Linked DNA regions of Homo sapiens: region 1 is linked to region 2. A link is a loop called in an ENCODE intact Hi-C map of the cell type or tissue named here. Cell type or tissue: Panc1. All regions are shown on one strand. Links, peaks and the distances in the headings refer to the core of each region. The heading gives the core; the rest is flanking DNA.

What was found. Peaks named below come from ENCODE experiments on the same cell type or tissue, not always from the same donor. Only the 100,000 strongest peaks of a DNase experiment are listed, where the experiment ranks them.
Region 1: it touches region 2 in a loop (12-fold over the local background); 1 of 110 quality-filtered maps calls a loop at or near these places.

Annotation. Positions count from the first base shown.
Region 1 is chr2:225,786,101-225,794,835 of GRCh38, reverse strand. All of the region lies in intron 2 of LOC105373914 (a long non-coding RNA gene), which reads left to right. All of the region lies in intron 1 of LOC107985992 (a long non-coding RNA gene), which reads right to left. Among named protein-coding and RNA genes, the nearest start is that of NYAP2, 390 kb to the right of the region's middle. In Panc1, for the core only: no CTCF peak of the experiment used is centred there; no DNase peak of the experiment used is centred there.
Region 2 is chr2:226,015,151-226,023,885 of GRCh38, reverse strand. No RefSeq gene overlaps it. Among named protein-coding and RNA genes, the nearest start is that of NYAP2, 620 kb to the right of the region's middle. In Panc1, for the core only: no CTCF peak of the experiment used is centred there; a DNase peak (open chromatin) is centred at 3,483; H3K27ac peaks cover 673 bases.

The sequences.
Region 1 (8,735 bases), core at 2,895-5,394, 230 kb after region 2:
TAAATCTGCCATAAAGCTCTATTGGACACCCAGGGGGACACTCCTGACAATTTATTTTAGTTTAATTGAATTCCACAACCTTAAATTACCAGAGAGAACCTAGCCATATTTGATTGCATTTTTTATTTCTGATTCATTTATGGATAAATTCAAATTTTTCATTATTAATAAATTTGTGATAAGCATCAAATAGCTAACAGCTATGTCATTGAATAACTCCTAGAAGGGAGTAAAGTTTATCTGCTAGAAGGGTCTGAATTTTGTCATCTATGCATGTTTATAATCCTTGGTTCAGGTTCTTAAAATACTCTCTCATTGCCTGCTCAAACACTAGTTCAAACCATCCTTTATGTTTGTATGTTTCATGACTTTTAAAAAAATTATATATTGCTTATGTAGTAGTGATATTAACTCACAATATTAACAAACCACAAATTAATGTTAGCCTGCTAGCATCTGAATAGAAAAAATGAGAGACCTCTCTAAAATTACTTCATATTTTCAGGCATCAGCAAAACAGTTGAGGAAAGAAGTAAGTTTATTGCCTTACATAGTATGGAGAATCTTCTTCCAAATAGCCTGCTCAAGTATGCAATAGTTTCCAGTCACACCATAACAAATGTCTGGAACAGAGCTGCCATTGATTTTATTCTTCCAGCTAAGCAGAGGAGAGTATGTTTTCAAAAAAGAAAGAAAGAAGGAAGGAAGGAAGGAAGGAAGGAAGGAAGGAAGGAAGGAAGGAAGGAAGGAAGGAAGGAAGGAAGGAAGGAAGGAAAGAAAGAAATTAGGAGCCCAAAACGCAAATGTTTAAGGCATTTTAGGTTTTAAAAATACATTGTGCTAGTGGTAACTAACCCCAGCCCCCATCTCAAATTTGCCTCCTTTGAGTCATCCAGCTGATTAAAAATAATTTATTGAACACCCACATAAGCCGAACATGTTGAAAACTCACTCCTCCTGTCTCTGCAAAATTCATGGCTAAAAGTACAAATCTGAAAACTGCAAGAATCTAACAGAAATGAAGGCCCTTTGGAAATCATTTCTGGTTTCCAAACATGGATGTTCATAAACTGTTTTAAATTACTTTTTACAAGTTACAAATTTCATACAGTAAAACTAGCCTATTTTAAGGGCTCAGTTTGATGAGTCTTAGCAAATGTACCCAGTTTTATAATCACTCTTATAATTAGGATACAGAAGATTCTATCACCCCAAGAAGTTCTCCCATGCCCCATTAAAATCAATCTGCTCACCTCACCCCTAGCCCTAGAAAACACCAGTATGTTTTCTGTCACTAAAAGTTTGCTATTTATGTAACTTCATATAAGTGAAATCATAGCTTGTATAATAATTTGTTTCTGGCTTCCTTCACATAGCATAAAATTGGATCTTGCTACTTTATCCAGTGTGAACAACCTTTATTTTCTCATGGGAACACTTAGACTATCTACATTTATTGGAAATTATCCATATGATTACTATGTTTTCTATTTGTTCCATACATTCTTTGTTATTTTTTTCTCTGTCCCTGCTTCCTTTTATATGAATTGAGTATTTGTAAGTTTATGCTTGCTGCTACTTTTATCAGCAATACTTCTTTTTAAAAATTTTTCGTAGTTGCTCTGGGTTTACAATGTACCTGTTTAATTTTTTATAGTCTATATTTAAATAACATAATGCCTTGTAATATGTAACCTAGTGCCTTACGAGAGTATCTTTCCATTTCCTCCTCCCTCTTCCACTATATTATAAAATCTATAATACATTGTTATTATATTTGCTTTAAACAGTCAATTATCATTTCCAGAAATGAGAAAATGCAAAGCAAAATCTGTTATATTGATTTACATATTAATTATTACTGCCACTTTTCTTTTTGTAGATCTAAATAAACAAGAGATTCTTTTTAACATTGTTAATATTTAATATTTTAAAATGTTAAAACAAAAAACTGTGAAAGAAAAATTCAAAAATTATATTAATCAGTGATTTCATATTTCTGAATGAAGAAATATTTTATCACCTATTTAGAAACTATATTGTGTGAAGCACTTTTGGGCACCTTTAAGCTTATATTCTATTAGTAAGTGTAATATAATATTTGCTTAATTTTCAGAAAACCCACTGTACCTAATTTATAATATCCTGTTTAACAGGGAAGAAATAGACTTACAGAAACTACTTAACTCAAATAACTAACTTATATAGCTAATCAATAGTAGATCATGGTCAAGAAGCTACATCCATCTGACACAATAGTTTGTATTTTTTATTTGATTTGATTCCCATATTAGTTGATATTTGCAACTCAGAGAATTTATGTAATGTGTCCATGGTCAAATACTGGTATGTGGCATGAGGAGAATTTAAAATTTTGCCTACTTGATTACAAACCTTTTTCTAGAATCCATTAAATTATACTAATATTCAATCAACTTTAAAGACGTGATCATCTATCTACAATAAAAGACAATTAATAAAATTATGCATTATAGTTCTATGTACATTTCTAGTATAACCTCAAAGGAAATTATTTTAATAAATTCTTTTAATTTGATGTCATCTAGAAGCAATTATAATTCTGATTTCTCCCCAAATATCCTTGGAAGCATATTAAAAACTAATTATTAAAAAATCAAATACCACAAGAGGAATTAAAATTAATATCAAAGTATATGTGAATTTTAAAAGATCAAATGAGTCTTTCAGCTCTTCCAAATGTATCCTATTAATCAAAGTAATTCTTACCTGACTTTTGGCTATAACTACATTTCATTTAGATTGTATTTTAGAAGGTTAAAATTCCACTAGTTTAAATATTGCTAAATTATTTTTTAAAAGTAAAATTGCTCTGAAAATTAATTAATAAGATAGAACTGTATGTGGCATAGAAGAAACCTAATTTAAAAAGCTGGTTCTCTTAAAGATTAATATATCAATCAACTTCTAGCCAGGCTAAACAAGAAAAGTGGTAAGAGTGTTCAAATTAACAGTATCAGAAATGAAAATAGCATCATCACTACTGATCCCACAGATGTTAGAAGGATAATAAGGGAAAGCTTCAAACAAAACTATGACTACATATTTTAATAACTTAGATAAAATGGACAATAACCTGAAAAATACAAACTTCCAAAATGCATACAAGGAGAAAAGAGTGACCTGACTAGTGCTATGTATGTTAAAGAAATTCAATCAATAATTAATAATTTTTCCAAAAAAGAAAGAACCAGGCCCAGATGGATTCAATGGTGCATTCTACCACACACCTATAAAAGAAATAACACTAACTCTCCACAGACTCTACCAGAAGATAAAAGCAGAGGGAACACCTCCTAACTCATTCTATGAGGCCAGCATTTTCCCAACAAAACCAGATGAACACATGAGTAGAAAGGAAAACTTTAAAGAATAATATCACTCGTGGGTAAAGATGCAAAAATTCTCAACAAAATATTAGCAAACAGCATCCATCAATGTGTACAAAGAATTACATACCACAAATGAGTGGGATTTATTTCCAATACACACACTGATTGAGCATTTAGAATTTAGTCAATGTGGCCAGGTGTGGTGGCTCACACCTGTAATCCCAACATTTTGGGAAAGCCAAGACAGGCAGATCACATGAAGCCAGGAGTTCAAGACTAGCATGGCCAACATGGCAAAACCCCCTCTCTACTGAAAATACAAATATTAGCCGGATGCGGTGGCACGTGCCTGTTATCCCACCTACTCAGGAGGCTGAGACAGCATAATTGCTTGAACCTGGGAGGCAGAGGTCACAGTGAAAGGAGATTGTGCCACTGCATTCCAGCCTGGATGAAAGAGCAAGACCCGTCTCAAAAAACAAACAAACAAGCAAACAAAAAAGTCTAGTCAATGTAACAAATCACATCAGCAAGCTAAAGAAAAAGCATATGATCGTATCAATTGACACTGAAAAAGCTAAAAAAATTCAATATCCATTCATGATTAAGAAAAACCACTCAGCAAACTAAGAATGGTGAGAAACTTCCTCAACTTGACAAAAAAACACCTCATCTACAAAAAAAACTGTAGCTAATATCATATTTAATGGTGGGAAACTTTCCCATTAAGATTTTTTCCCCTGAGACCTAGAATAAGGTAATGATGTCTCTTCTCACCACTCCTATTCAGGATGGCACTGGAAGTCTCTGAAAATAAAATAAGAAAAGAAAAAGAAAAATATACACATATACACATTGGCAAGGAAGCTATAATACCAAATGTATTTGCTGGTGATATTATATACCAAAAAATTAAAAGAAAAAAGAAAAAACAACAACCCCGAAATTAATAAGCAAGTATAGCAAGATCATGGAATAAAAGGTTCACATATGCAAGTCAATAGCTTTCCTATATATGTGCATCGAACTATTAGAATTTGCAATTAAATAAAACTACCATTTACAAGAGTACCAAAACAAAGAAAAACAAAATAAGACATTAAGTTATTAGGCATAAATCTAACAAAATATTCACAAGATCTATTTGCAGAAAACTATAATACATATGAAAAAAGATTATCTGAAAAAGTAAAAATATATTAGATGTTCATGGATTAAAAGACTCAATATTGTTAGGATGTCAGTGTTTCCTAACTTGATCTATAGATTCAATGCAATCTTAATAAAAATCCAAGTGAGATATTTAATAGACTCTGATAAATTTATTCATAAATATTTAATCAAAGACAAAATAATTAACTAAGATTTTGATTGAAATTTTATTAAATACATGGATCAAGTTGTGAAGAACTGATGTCTTGACAACATTGGAGTCTTACTGTCCATGTTCATGGAACATCTCTTCACTTAATTAAATCTTCTTTGATTTCATTCATCAGAGTTTTATAGTTTTCTTCATAAATATTTTAGATTATTTTAGACTAATACCTAAGTATTACTTACTTGGTGCTAATATAATGACAATTATTTTCTCATATACCAAGAATAAAAAATTGAAATCCCAATTGTCAATTATTTTCTTAGATACCAGAAATAAATACTTGGAATTTCAGTTGTTCATTCCTGGTATCTAAGAAAATAATTGCCTTTTAAATATTAACCTTGTGTCCTGCAAGCTGGCTACGATCATTTAGATCAAGATTTTTGGTTTTGCTTTTTATTCTTTACGATTTCCTACATAGACATTCATACAACCTGTGAATGAGGACAGTTTTATTTTTTCTTTCCTAAGCTTCTGTTTACATTTTTTTGAGTCCAGGTTCTCCAGATAAATAGAATCAATAATGTATACATACATATACACATGCACACATATACTCTGTTGATTCAATAAGTGTTTTCCTATCCTTAGACTTGAATTGAAATATCTGCTCTTCTTCAGGTGGAAACTACACCATTGGCTCTCCTGGGTCTCCTAGACCACCAGCTTGTCAACTCACATTGTGGATGATTTATATACATATATATGCTCATATATGTATGTATGTATGTGTGTGTGTATATATATGTATATGTATGTGTGTGTATATAAATGTATATAAAATAAGGAATTGGCTGTCATGTTGTCTTAGTCTGTTTGTGCTGCTATAAAAATATATACAAAATACTATAGCTTAGATAGCTTATAAATGTCAGAAATTTATTTCTGAAAGTTCTACAGGCTGAGAAATCCAAGATCAAGGTGCCAGCAGATTCAGTGTCTGCTGAGGGCCCTTGTGAGTGTCAACTTGATTGGATTGGATTGAAGGATGCAATGTATAGTTCCTGGGTGTGTCTGTGAGAGTGTTGCCAAAGGAGATTAACATTTGAGTCAGTGGACTGGGACGAGCAGACCCACCCTCAAGCTGGGTGGGCACCATCTAATCAGCTGTCATCATGGCTAAAATAAAGCCGGCAGAAGAAGGTGGAAAGAGTAGACTCAGCTAAACAGTGCCATCTATGAATGAGAACTGAGGCTGTATTAGTCAGGGTTCTCTAGAGGGACAGAACTAATAGGATGTATGTGTATATGAAAGGGAGTTTATTAAGGAGAATTGACTCACACGATCACAAGGTAAAGTCCCATGAGAGGCCATCTGCAAGCTAAGGAGCAAGGAATCCAGTAGTAAATCAGTCCAAGTCCTAAAACCTCAGAAGTAGGAAAGCTAACAGTGCAGCTTTCAGTCTGTGGCCGAAGGCCTGAGAGCCCCTGGCAATACACTAGTTTAAGTCTAAGAGTCCAAAAGCCAAAGAACTTGGAGACTAATGTTCCAGGGCAGGAAGCATCCAGCGTGGGAGAAAGATGAAGCATGGGAGAAAGATGAGGCCTGGAAGGCTACCTTCTTTCAAGGAAGAAAAATCCCTGGTGATCTCCTCAAGTCCACAAATCTTGTGGAGTACGTTTTCTGTTTAAACCAATGTTGGTGTTCGTGCTTCTCTTCACAGCTCTTTCTTTTGAGAATTCTTCAAAGGAAAGACATAATTACATGCTATTTTAACTTGCTTGGATATTTTAATACCTACTAATCTCTGTTTTAGGAAAGGTGCTAAATTGAAGGAGAAGAACAGAAGGGAAAATGATATTCTGGAGTTACTATGATGAACAAAGGAGCAATCGAACGCTTCATAGTCTGTCTAAATAAAAAATTCAGTAGTCAAATCATAAAATTCTATGTTCATCCATAGAGAATCTGTAATCCATATGGAGCCTTTGCCAATTTTATTTAAAACTTCATTTAGGCCAAGTGCAGTGGCTCACACCTGCAATCCCAGCCCTTTGGGAGGCCAAGGTGGGAGGATTGCTTGAGCCCAGGAATTTGAGACCAGCCTAGGCAACACAGGGAAACCCCGTCTCTACAAATAATTTTAAAAATTAGCTGGGTGTGGTGGTTTGTATCTGTAATCGCAGCACTTTGGGAGGCTGAGGTGGGAAGATGGCCTGAGCCCATGGAGGTTGAGGCTGCAGTGAGCTGTGATGGTGCCACTGCACTCCAGTCTGGGCAACCAAGCAGGACTCTGTCTCAAATAAATACATACATACATAAATACAAATAGATGTATTTAAAGGTTTGTAATTTTTGTGGCGGTCAGGGGATGTTTGCCAGAGGCAGGAGATGAAAGTGACAGATGGGGAAAGGGAAGATAGTAACCAAAGGGTGCAAAGTTTCAGTTAGACTGAAAGAATAAGTTTTAGTGAACTTACTGCACAGCATGGTAACCACAGTTAATAATAATGCATTGTGTATTTCCAAAATGCTAGAGGAATACATTTACAATATTCCTAATCACAAAGCATGTTGATAAGGTAATGGACATATTAATTAGCTTAATTGAATCTTTCTACAATGTATACGTAGATCAAAACATCACACTATAGCCCCTTAAGTATACACAATTATTATTTGTTAATTAAAATACAATCTAAAAATTTAATTTTAAAACAACCTTTGAAAAGGAATCACATAATTATAATCTATAGTATACAAATAAATAAAACAGCAATTTTAAGGAAAAATTTTGTAACTGATTTATAAAGCAGAAAATTTAGGTGTATTTTCTTCCATAAAAGTATAAAAGAGTTCTTTTAGTTAAATAATCTTAAATATGTATAAAAAGATGTTTCACTTTAAAATGTCAATGTATTCATGTTTTCTGAGATACATCCAATTGTAAAAAAAAATATTTGTACATGTAATTGCTAACATGATAATTAGCATTATACTCCTTTTTAACCTATAAGAAATGAATTTATTTCTACTGAACTTGCATAAATTATATTATTATGGGCCATGGTGTTTTTATGGTCAAGTTTAAGGTTTCAGACCACACATATGTTTATCTGTCAAGTTTGGCTTCACCTACTCCTTTTCAGAGAGAGAGAGAGAGAAATCCTACACAAACCTGAATATTTGCATATTGTAAAATGTCTTTTATCTCAAAGTGCTAACCTGTTATATACTAATGAATAAGTATATGCCTCAGAATAGCTACTTCAAAGAAATCATTGTAAACTGTTCACAATGGAGGCATTTAGAGTGCCTTTTTTTCCAATTGACAGTCAAGGCAAAAAATCATTTTAGATTTTTGACAAACAGATAAGGAGGTGCTAAAATAGCTTCAGAAGCTAAAACAATGTATAGGGAGAGATTTAAATAACACTTTTCATACTCATTTTTTAAAGAAAACAAAATATTTTCTGGGAATCGTTAATAGTAGCAAGAGATATTTCAACAATTCTGATGAATATACTTAAGAAATGGTTAAAGCAACTGCTTATCTTATTTAAGTAGGTTCTGGGATTCAGCTTGACTACAAGGAAATTTAGTTTCTTTTGTAAGATAGTGGAGCAAAACAGGCTCCAGAAATGAGAAATTGCAGACACTGCTTTTTTTAGGTCATAGTGGATAAATTATGAACATTAAATTTAAAAATGAAGCTGGGTCCTCCAGTGCTTTTTTCCCTGCAGGTTTTTCTTTTCATTTTAGTTGGTATTTATTTCCTCTTTTGAACCCAAGAAATTGCTAACATCTTCTTGGCCTTTCATATTAAAAGTATTTTCTTGTTCATTATCCATGCACTCCCATGGTCCACCTAAACAGCGTGTGTGTTTTTGAGAAGACATGATATGCTCATTGTAATAGAGTTAGGAAAGTTTCAACCTTTAGATACAGCAAGGCATTTCTTAGTGAAACATACCTCTTGAGTATATTATCTATGTCTCATAATCAATATGAGAATACCCTTTTAAAGCTGCTTTAGGCACTT
Region 2 (8,735 bases), core at 2,170-4,669:
AAACCATGTACTTCTCAATCTCCCACCCTTTCCCCTTTAAATTTAGAGCCCTCAAAATCATCTTTGGAGAAAGGCTTAGATCTGTCTCCTGGGCATGTCCTTAACTCTGGCAAATAAATCTCCTAAAATGATTGAGACTTGTCACATCATTTTCCTCAATTGACACCTCTTAAGAAATCACCTAACAAGATCAGTGTAGTGGATGCTGTGGTGTGTCTCCCAGACACACTCCATCCCTCGGCTACTAGGGTTTTGGAGGCTGACTTCCTCAGTTAAATGCTGCTCCAGGATTTTCCCTCGGTTGTTGAAAGCCACCTTGTGGTAGGCATGCCACCTTCTTGGGGGCGACCCCTATCAAATGACTGGCTGATATGTACGTACGTGAGCATGCTTGGGGAAGTGCATCACAAAGATACTATTCCTCCCACAAATCTCCCTGAAACTGGATTTATTTTCTTTACTATGAGAGATAACACTACTAATATCAGATAAACCTTTTTTCCTCATATTGTTTCAAGGTGGTCTATCACAGGTAAATAGACTTCCTGTGCAAGGTAAAAGTTTAAAAGTCTAAAATTAAGTGTATTCAATAATAATACCAATCTAAGACCAACATATTTATGTCTTTTTAACATAATTTCTACTGTATTCTTGAAAAATTATTTTTCATTTAAACAGCTATTTTTATAATTTATTTCACAAATATTTAATAAATTTTATCACTTGTATAACATATATTACATATACATCTATTTCCGAAGCAAAAAGCTGCCACACATCTACACATATAGACAGTTTTAATCTACTTTTACGTTAGATACCTCTTCAAGGATTTTTTTTTCCAAATAGCATTATTTTTCACTGTATTAAATTTATATAGCAGAGCATAAGCATATTCAAATAAACTAATCTGAATGCAAGTTTATGTCATTGTTTCTAAACATCATTCACTATTTTATCAATATTACAAAGATAATTGGTGACATTTCTTTTTTTTTTCTTTTTTTGAGACGGGATCTTGCTCTGTTGCCAGGCTGGAGTGCAGTGGCACGATCTCGGCTCAGTGCAACCTCCGCCTCCCGGGTTCAAGTGATTTCCCTGTCTCAGCCTCCTGAGTAGGTGGGACTACAAGCGTGTGCCAACACACCCGGCTAATTTTTAGCATTTTAGTAGATATGGGGTTTCACCATGTTGGCCAGGATGGTCTCAATCTCCTGATCTCGTGATTCGCCTGCCTCGGCCTCCCAAAATGCTGGGATTACAGGCATGAGCCACTGTGTCTGGCCTTAAATGGGTGATACTTCTTAGCACTTAATATAATGCCTCTTTTAATGCTCAATTTTGTTAAATGTCAATTTTAACATGTCTATCATGAGTAGGCATCTTAGGGCTTAAGGTAGGTTATAATCTCTGTTCCTGGAACAAAAGTACTCAAGGAGAGAAGAGTCATCTGTTGGTACCTACAAAGTGTTATACTTCTCAGTAGAATTCATAGATTTTTTGGTCAACTTTTATTTGCCTTTTATCCTGTCAAAATATGAACCTGTATGCCATCTGAACAGACATAATTATTATTTGAGAAAACAAACCCTTGAAATCTACATATGTTATTCAGAGAACAGAAGATATAGACAAAGACAGTAAAAACGGTTTGTTTCAACAGGTATGATGGTAAAATCTTGACCATACTTTATGTCAGGGGTCCCCAACTCCCGTGCCATGGACTGGTTGGTCCATGGCCTGTTAGAAACCGGGCTGCATAGCAAGAGGTGTGAGCAGCAGGGGAGTAAGCATTACTGCCTGAGCTCAGTCTCCTGTTAGCTCAGTGGTGGCATTAGATTTTCATAGAAACACCAATTCTTTCATGAGCTCACATGTGAGGAATCTAGGTTGCACACTCCTTATAAGAATCCAATGCCTGATGATCTGAGGTGGAGCAGTTTCATCCCAAAAGCATCCCCTGACTCCCTCTCCTCTACCATGGAAAAAATTGTCTTCCGTGAAACCAGTTCCTGGTGCGAAAAAGATTGGGGACCGCTGCCTGATGTTGATGTTCTATCTCCTCATCTTTGCTCTAATTGTAGGTCTCACCCACAGTTGTTCAGCATGTAAGTGCTACACATGTGGACAAGTGGTATTAAGTCATATGAGTCAGGGAAGTATAATGAACACCTATTCACTTTCTGGTCCAATAGCTACTGAGGAAACAGTGTGGTTAGACAGTTTGGGCAGACTCTAAAATCTGTGCAGTGCTTCGTCAGGTACCATGGAGCCTACTAGAGGATAAAATATAATCCTCTGCCCTTAAAGGATTTATAATCTATTGGGAAAGTAAAGTACAAAATATGAGCACTAAGGAACATTGTGGTAATAGGGTAGAGCTTTTTAATGAAGGTTGCCCAAGAAGTAGACCAGAGACAGTCTTAAATAATGAGAAGGGTCTGGCTAGGCAGAGGAATGAAGAAAGCTGAACTAAAGCACTATCCATTAGAAGTGTGAATATTTACTGTGTGCTTCCTAAGGTTCAGCCTCCTCACTTGATCTTACCTGGCTTTATTTAATCCCCCCAAAATCTATCCTGCTGTTAATAGTTTCATTTTACACAGAAAGAAACTCAGGTTTAGTGAGATTAAGTAACCTGCCTACTGCAGATACTGGGAAAGCCACGCTTTCAACTCAACCACCCTGATTCCAGAGATCTCATTACTCCATGCTGTCATCATGAGCCATGAGGCAACAGGGTGAGGGATAGTGTTGGTGATGAGAGCACCAATGCTACAAAACATGAAGTGAGGAGTTTTGAGTGGAGGCAGATTTGAAAGTTAGGCTGAGAAATTTAGTCTTACTGTGGTGATGTGGAGGGTGTCACTGAAGGTTTGAGAGCAGAGGACTAACATGGTAGAGACAGTATTTAAGGAATATTGATTGGGCAAAATTGTAGGAGATAGGCAGGGTTCTCCAACTAGCTGGCATCATTTTCAGAAAAAGGATGAAGCCCCTCACCACAATGATAATGGTAAGAATAGATTTCAGGGCACACATAGATCTTCTTTGCAAGTAAAACATACGAGAGAACTGTATCCCTACCAGTCAGTAGGTGAAGTAGTGGTATAGAATAAGGATTAATAAGGATTAATAACCATACCAGTATTTACTGATCATATATCAAATTCCAGGTACTATGGCAACTACCTGTAAAGCATTATTTATAATTATTCATGATGACTCTCTGAAGTAGGTTCTATTATTATAATACTCATTTACATATGAGGTTATATAGTATAAAGAGAGTTAATTAATCACTGGTAGACAGAATAGGCAGGATTAAACCTAGATTGTCTTGTTTTCTTGAATTGGCATTTCTTGACCTGGAAGGTAGAGCTTCTGAAGGCTTGTGATGTTGACAAGGCTCTGATGTCTCTCAGCTCCACTTTTCTCCCTTGGGAGAAAAGGTGGCATTTGTTTGCTTGCTTGCTTGTGTGTTTGTTTTGTTTTGGGATGGGTGAGTCCAGAGTTGTATGAGTGTTACTGGGAATGATGCAATAGAAAGTAGGAGGTTGAGGAATCAGGATTGAGACAGTGTTTAATCAGCTTATTTTTAAGTCATTGTCATTTGTTAGCCTGGTTTTCATTTATGGTTTATCATTATTAGCTACACTATGGAAGAGAACTTTGGTAGTATTGGTAGTATTTATTTTTAACCCTAATTTACACTAGGCAAAATGTGCTGGATTTTTGAATACTGGATTTTTGTTAAGTAAAGATGCACATTTACTGAGTGTAAAAATAGTAACAAATCAAATAGTGATGAAAATTAATATAAGAAATAAAGACCAAAAGAGTTTGCACTGATTTCACTCAACCTGGAGGTGCACATCAGAATGCCACAATAAGCATCTAGTCAGAATTAAAGTTCATGCATATTAATTCTGTAGCCTTAAACCTGAGAAACCTGTTGGTAAATATTAAGTGGTTGATATGGTTTGGCTGTTTCCTAACCCAAATTTCATCTTGAATTGTAGTTCCCATAATCCTCACGTGTTATGGGAGGAATGCTGTGGGAGGTAATTGAATCATGGGGGCAGTTTCCCCCATGCTATTCTTGTGACAGTCAGTTCTCAGGAGATCTGATGGTTTTATAAGAGGCTTCCCCCTTCTCTTTGTTCTCATTCTGTCTCCTGCCACCTTATAAAGAGGTGCCTTCCACCATGATAGTAAGTTTCCTTTCCACCATGATTGTAAGTTTCCTGAGGCCTTCCCAGCCATGTAGAATTGTGAGTCAATTAAACCTCTTTCCTTTATAAATTACCCAGTTTGGGGCAGTTCTTTATGGCAGTGTGAAAACAAACTAATAATTCAGTACATTGGTACTGGGTAATGGGGTGCTGCTCTAAAGATACCCAAAAATATTGAAGCGACTTTGGAACTGGGTAACAGGTTGAAACAGTTTGAAGGGCTCAGAAGAAGACAGGAAAGTGTGGGAAAGTTTGGAACTCCCTAGAGACTTGTTGAATGGCTTTGACCAAAATGCTGATAGTGATATGGATAATGAAGTTCAGGCTGAGGTGGTCTCAGATGGAGATGGGGAACTTGTTGGGAACTGGAATAAAGGTGACTCTTGCTATGTTTTAGCAAAGAGACTGGTGACATTTTGTCCCTGACCTAGAGATCTGTGGAACTTTGAACTTGAGGGAGATGATTTAGGGTATCTGGTGAACAACATTTCAAAGCAGCAGAGGTGACTTGGTGTGCTGTTAAAAACATTCAGTTTTTTGTATTCATAAAGATATGGTTTGGAATTGGAACTTATGTCTAAAAGGGAAGTAGAGCATAAAAGTTTGGAAAATTAGCAGCCTGAGGATACAATAGAATATAAAAACCCATGTTTTTGAGAAGAAATTCAAGTTGGCTGCAGAAATTTGCATAAGTAATGAGGAGCCATATGTTAACTACCAAGAAAATGGGGAAAATGTCTCCAGGACATGTCAAAGACCCTTGTGGCAGCCCCTCCCATCACAGGCCTGGAGACCTAGGAGGAAAAAATGGTATTGTGGGCTGGGCCCGGGATCCCCATGCTGTGTGCAGCCTAGGGACTTAGTGCCCTGAGTCCTGGCTATTCCAGCCATGGCTAAAAGGAACAAAGGGATAGCTCAGGCCATGGCTTCAGAGGGTGCAAGCCCCAAGCCTTGGCAGCTTTCACGTGGTGTTAAGCCTGTGGCTGCATAGAAGTCAAGAACTGAGGTTTGGGAACCTATGCCTAGATTTCAGAGGATGTATGGAAATGATGGATCTCCAGGCAGAAGTCTGCTTCAGGGGCAGGGTCTTCATGGAGAACCTCTGCTAGGGTGGTGTGAAAGGAAAATGTGGGGTTGGAATCCCCACACAGCACCACCAGGGCACTGCCTAGTGGAGCTGTGAGGAGAAGGCCACCATTCTCCAGACCCCAAAATGGTAGATCCACCAACAGCTTGCACCGTGTGCCTGGAAAAGCCACAGACACTCAACACCAACTTGTTAAAGCAGACAGATGGAGGGCTGTACCCTGAAAAACCACAGGATCAGAGCTAGCCAAGGCCATGGAAGCTCACCTCTTGTATCAGCCTGAACTTAATGTGAGACATGAAGTCAAAGGAGACTATTTTGGAACTTTAAGATTTAATTACTGTCTTGTTGGATTTTGGACTTGCATGGGAACTGTAGCCCCTTAGTTTTGGCCAATCTCTCCCATTTGGAATGGGTGTATTTACCCAATGCCTGTACCTCCATTGTATCTAGGAAGTAACTAGCTTGCTTTTGATTTTACAGGCTCATAGGCAGAAGGGACTTGCTCTGTCTCAGATGAGAATTTGGACTTGGACTTTTGGGTTAATACTGGAATGACCTGAGACTTTGGAGGACTGTTGGAAAGGCATGATTGTGTTTTAAAATGTGAGGACATGAGATTTGGAAGGGGCAAGAGTTGAATGATATGTTTTGGCTGTTTCCCTATTCAAATCTCATCTTGAATTGTAGTCCCATAATCCTCACGTGTCATGGGAGGGACCCAGTGGGAGGTAATTGAATCATGGGGCTGATTTCCCCCACGCTATTCTCATGATAGTGAGTAAGTTCCCATGAAATCTCATGGTTTTATAAGGGGCATCCCCCTTCACTCAGTTCTTTCTCTCTCCTACCACCCTGTGAAGAGGTGACTTCCACCATGATTGTAAATTTCCTAAGGACTTCCCAGTCATGTAGAACTGTGAGTCAATTAAACCTCTTTCCTTTGTAAATTACCCAGTCTCAGGCAGTTCTTTATAGCAGTGTGAAAATGAACTAATACAGTGGTGTTTAGTAACTTACACTATATTTGGTAAATTTAGAAGAATTCTGTTGTTCCTCTTCCTTTCAAAGTAAAGAATTTTCAGGCCAGGCACAGTGGTGGACACCTGTAATTCCAGCCCTTTGAGAGGCCAAGGTGAGCGGATTGCTTGAGCCCAGGAGTTTGAGACCAGCCTGGTAACATGGTGAAACCCCGTCCCTACCAAGTGTGGTGAGTGATCCATTCCTGTAGTCCCAGCTACTAAGGGCGCTGAAGTGGGAGCATCACCTGAACTTGGAAGGTGGAGGCCACCCACAGTGAGCAGTGACTATGCCACTACACTCTAGCCTGGGTGACAAAGTGAGACCCTGTCTCAAAATAAAAGCATTTTCATGTCTTAGTTTACATGGATTTGCAGTGTGTATACATGTATATATGTGTGTGTGTGTATATAATTTTTCTTGACATAGGGTATGTTTTATATCTGAGTGTACTTTTTAAAATGAGAGAACAAAAAGATGTCCATATACCTTTAATAATTTTGATAAAGTATAACTAGACATTGAACATTGTAAATTATTAAAAATAAATCTCTGAGGGTCAATAGGAAAGACTTTCAAAATTAATTATTCCTTAGTTTAAATCAACTGTACATAAAAAGTTATGAGGTATGTTATGTGTCACAATTTTAAGATTTTAAAATCTTCTATTTTTCTAATTTTCTATTATTTCAGTGAATTCTGGGAACAGATTTTGTAAAAGTCGAAATTAGGTCATGAAGACATTTAATCTTACTGAGCAATACAGTCAATATACAAGATATATAGAAAGCATGAGAATCTAGAAAAAGTGTAAAGGAGACAATGGGTAGTAATGTTTACAATAATCCAATGTACAACCAAATGAATGATTAGCATATAAATCATGACAGGTATTCATACATACCATGAATAACAATGACACAGGAAGGGGATGGTCATGATGTATGAGACGTTAGTTATTTTAAATGGGACAACAGGAATGTTGTGTCTGATAACGTAACATTTGAGCAGAAACAGGAATGAAGGGAAGGCACAAGACATATTAATTTCTGGAGAAAGACTATCTGCAGAGGGTGTAGCAACTTCAATATTCCTGAAGCCGGTGTTTCTTTACTCCTGGTGTTTTCAGGGAGCAAGCCCAGAGCTTGTGGTTTTCGAGTAGAGTGAACAAGAAGAGTTGTAGGCGATGAGGTCAGAGATGAAGCTGAGAGTAGACCCTCAGAGGCAAGAGTAGGATTTTTTCTTTTATTTTTATGCGATGGAAAAATACTGGGGACTTTCAGGAGAGAAGGTATATTATCTGAGTTAGGTTTTAATACAATTATTCCAGTTCTAACATGGAAAATATAATGTAAGGGAAAGGGCAGAAGCAGGTAGAACAATCAGGAAGTTAATAAAATCATGAAATAATCCAGATGAGAGATAATGGCTGAAGTAGTAATGGCAGATGTAACAAGAAGTGATTAGGTCAGAATATATATTTGAAGCTAGATCAGCCAAATTTGCCCATTAGTTATCTGTATAATGGACTAGATTGTTCAGTCCATGAGGACAGAGATTTCTGTTTTGCTCACTGCTGAATCAAAAGCACCTCAACTAGTTCTTGGCATGCTAGGTGTTTAACAAATACCTTTAATGCAATAAATGAATCAACAATAGATATGAATAAGTGGCAAGAAAAGAATTATTTGTATTAATTTATGTAGTCAGAAAAATAATATAGCTGTTACTTGTGTAATTTATAAATGGAAGCTATAATCTATTATACTTATAACCTTACCTTAACATTAAAATAACTTCAAGGATTATTTTACTTGAGAATTTATATAGAAGTTTAAAGGACTAGTTGAGAAGAAATTTTAATCAATATTAAAAACCATACAGGTAACATTCTAAACAGTATATATATATATATTCACACCCCCACACTTATAGACATATGTATATGTATATGTAGACATATGTATATGTTTGTGTGTAAGTATTTACTCATCATTCACAACAGATACACAAGTGTAAGTTACCCATAAATCAATATTGATGATAATAACTTCTTGCTAATAGCTCTCAGGACAGTTTTCTGTTCTTACTCATTCTGGATTGAGATTTTGCCCTTTGATTTTTCCGTTTCTGATTCTTCTGCTGTTTTTTGTTTTTTGTTTTTTGTTTTTGTTTTTTTTTTTGCCTCTAATCATTTGAATAGAGACTTTTCTCTGTTGCACCTGCAAGGCTTCATTAATTGTATATTTTGTTTAAACCACTGATTTACTTTAAACAATATTTATTATTTTAAAAATATATTAAGGTAGAAATTTATTTAAAGAAGGCACATGGCTTGTGATAATATGTCTCTGAATATCTAGGAATATATCTTGGTTTACCTCTTGGTTCAT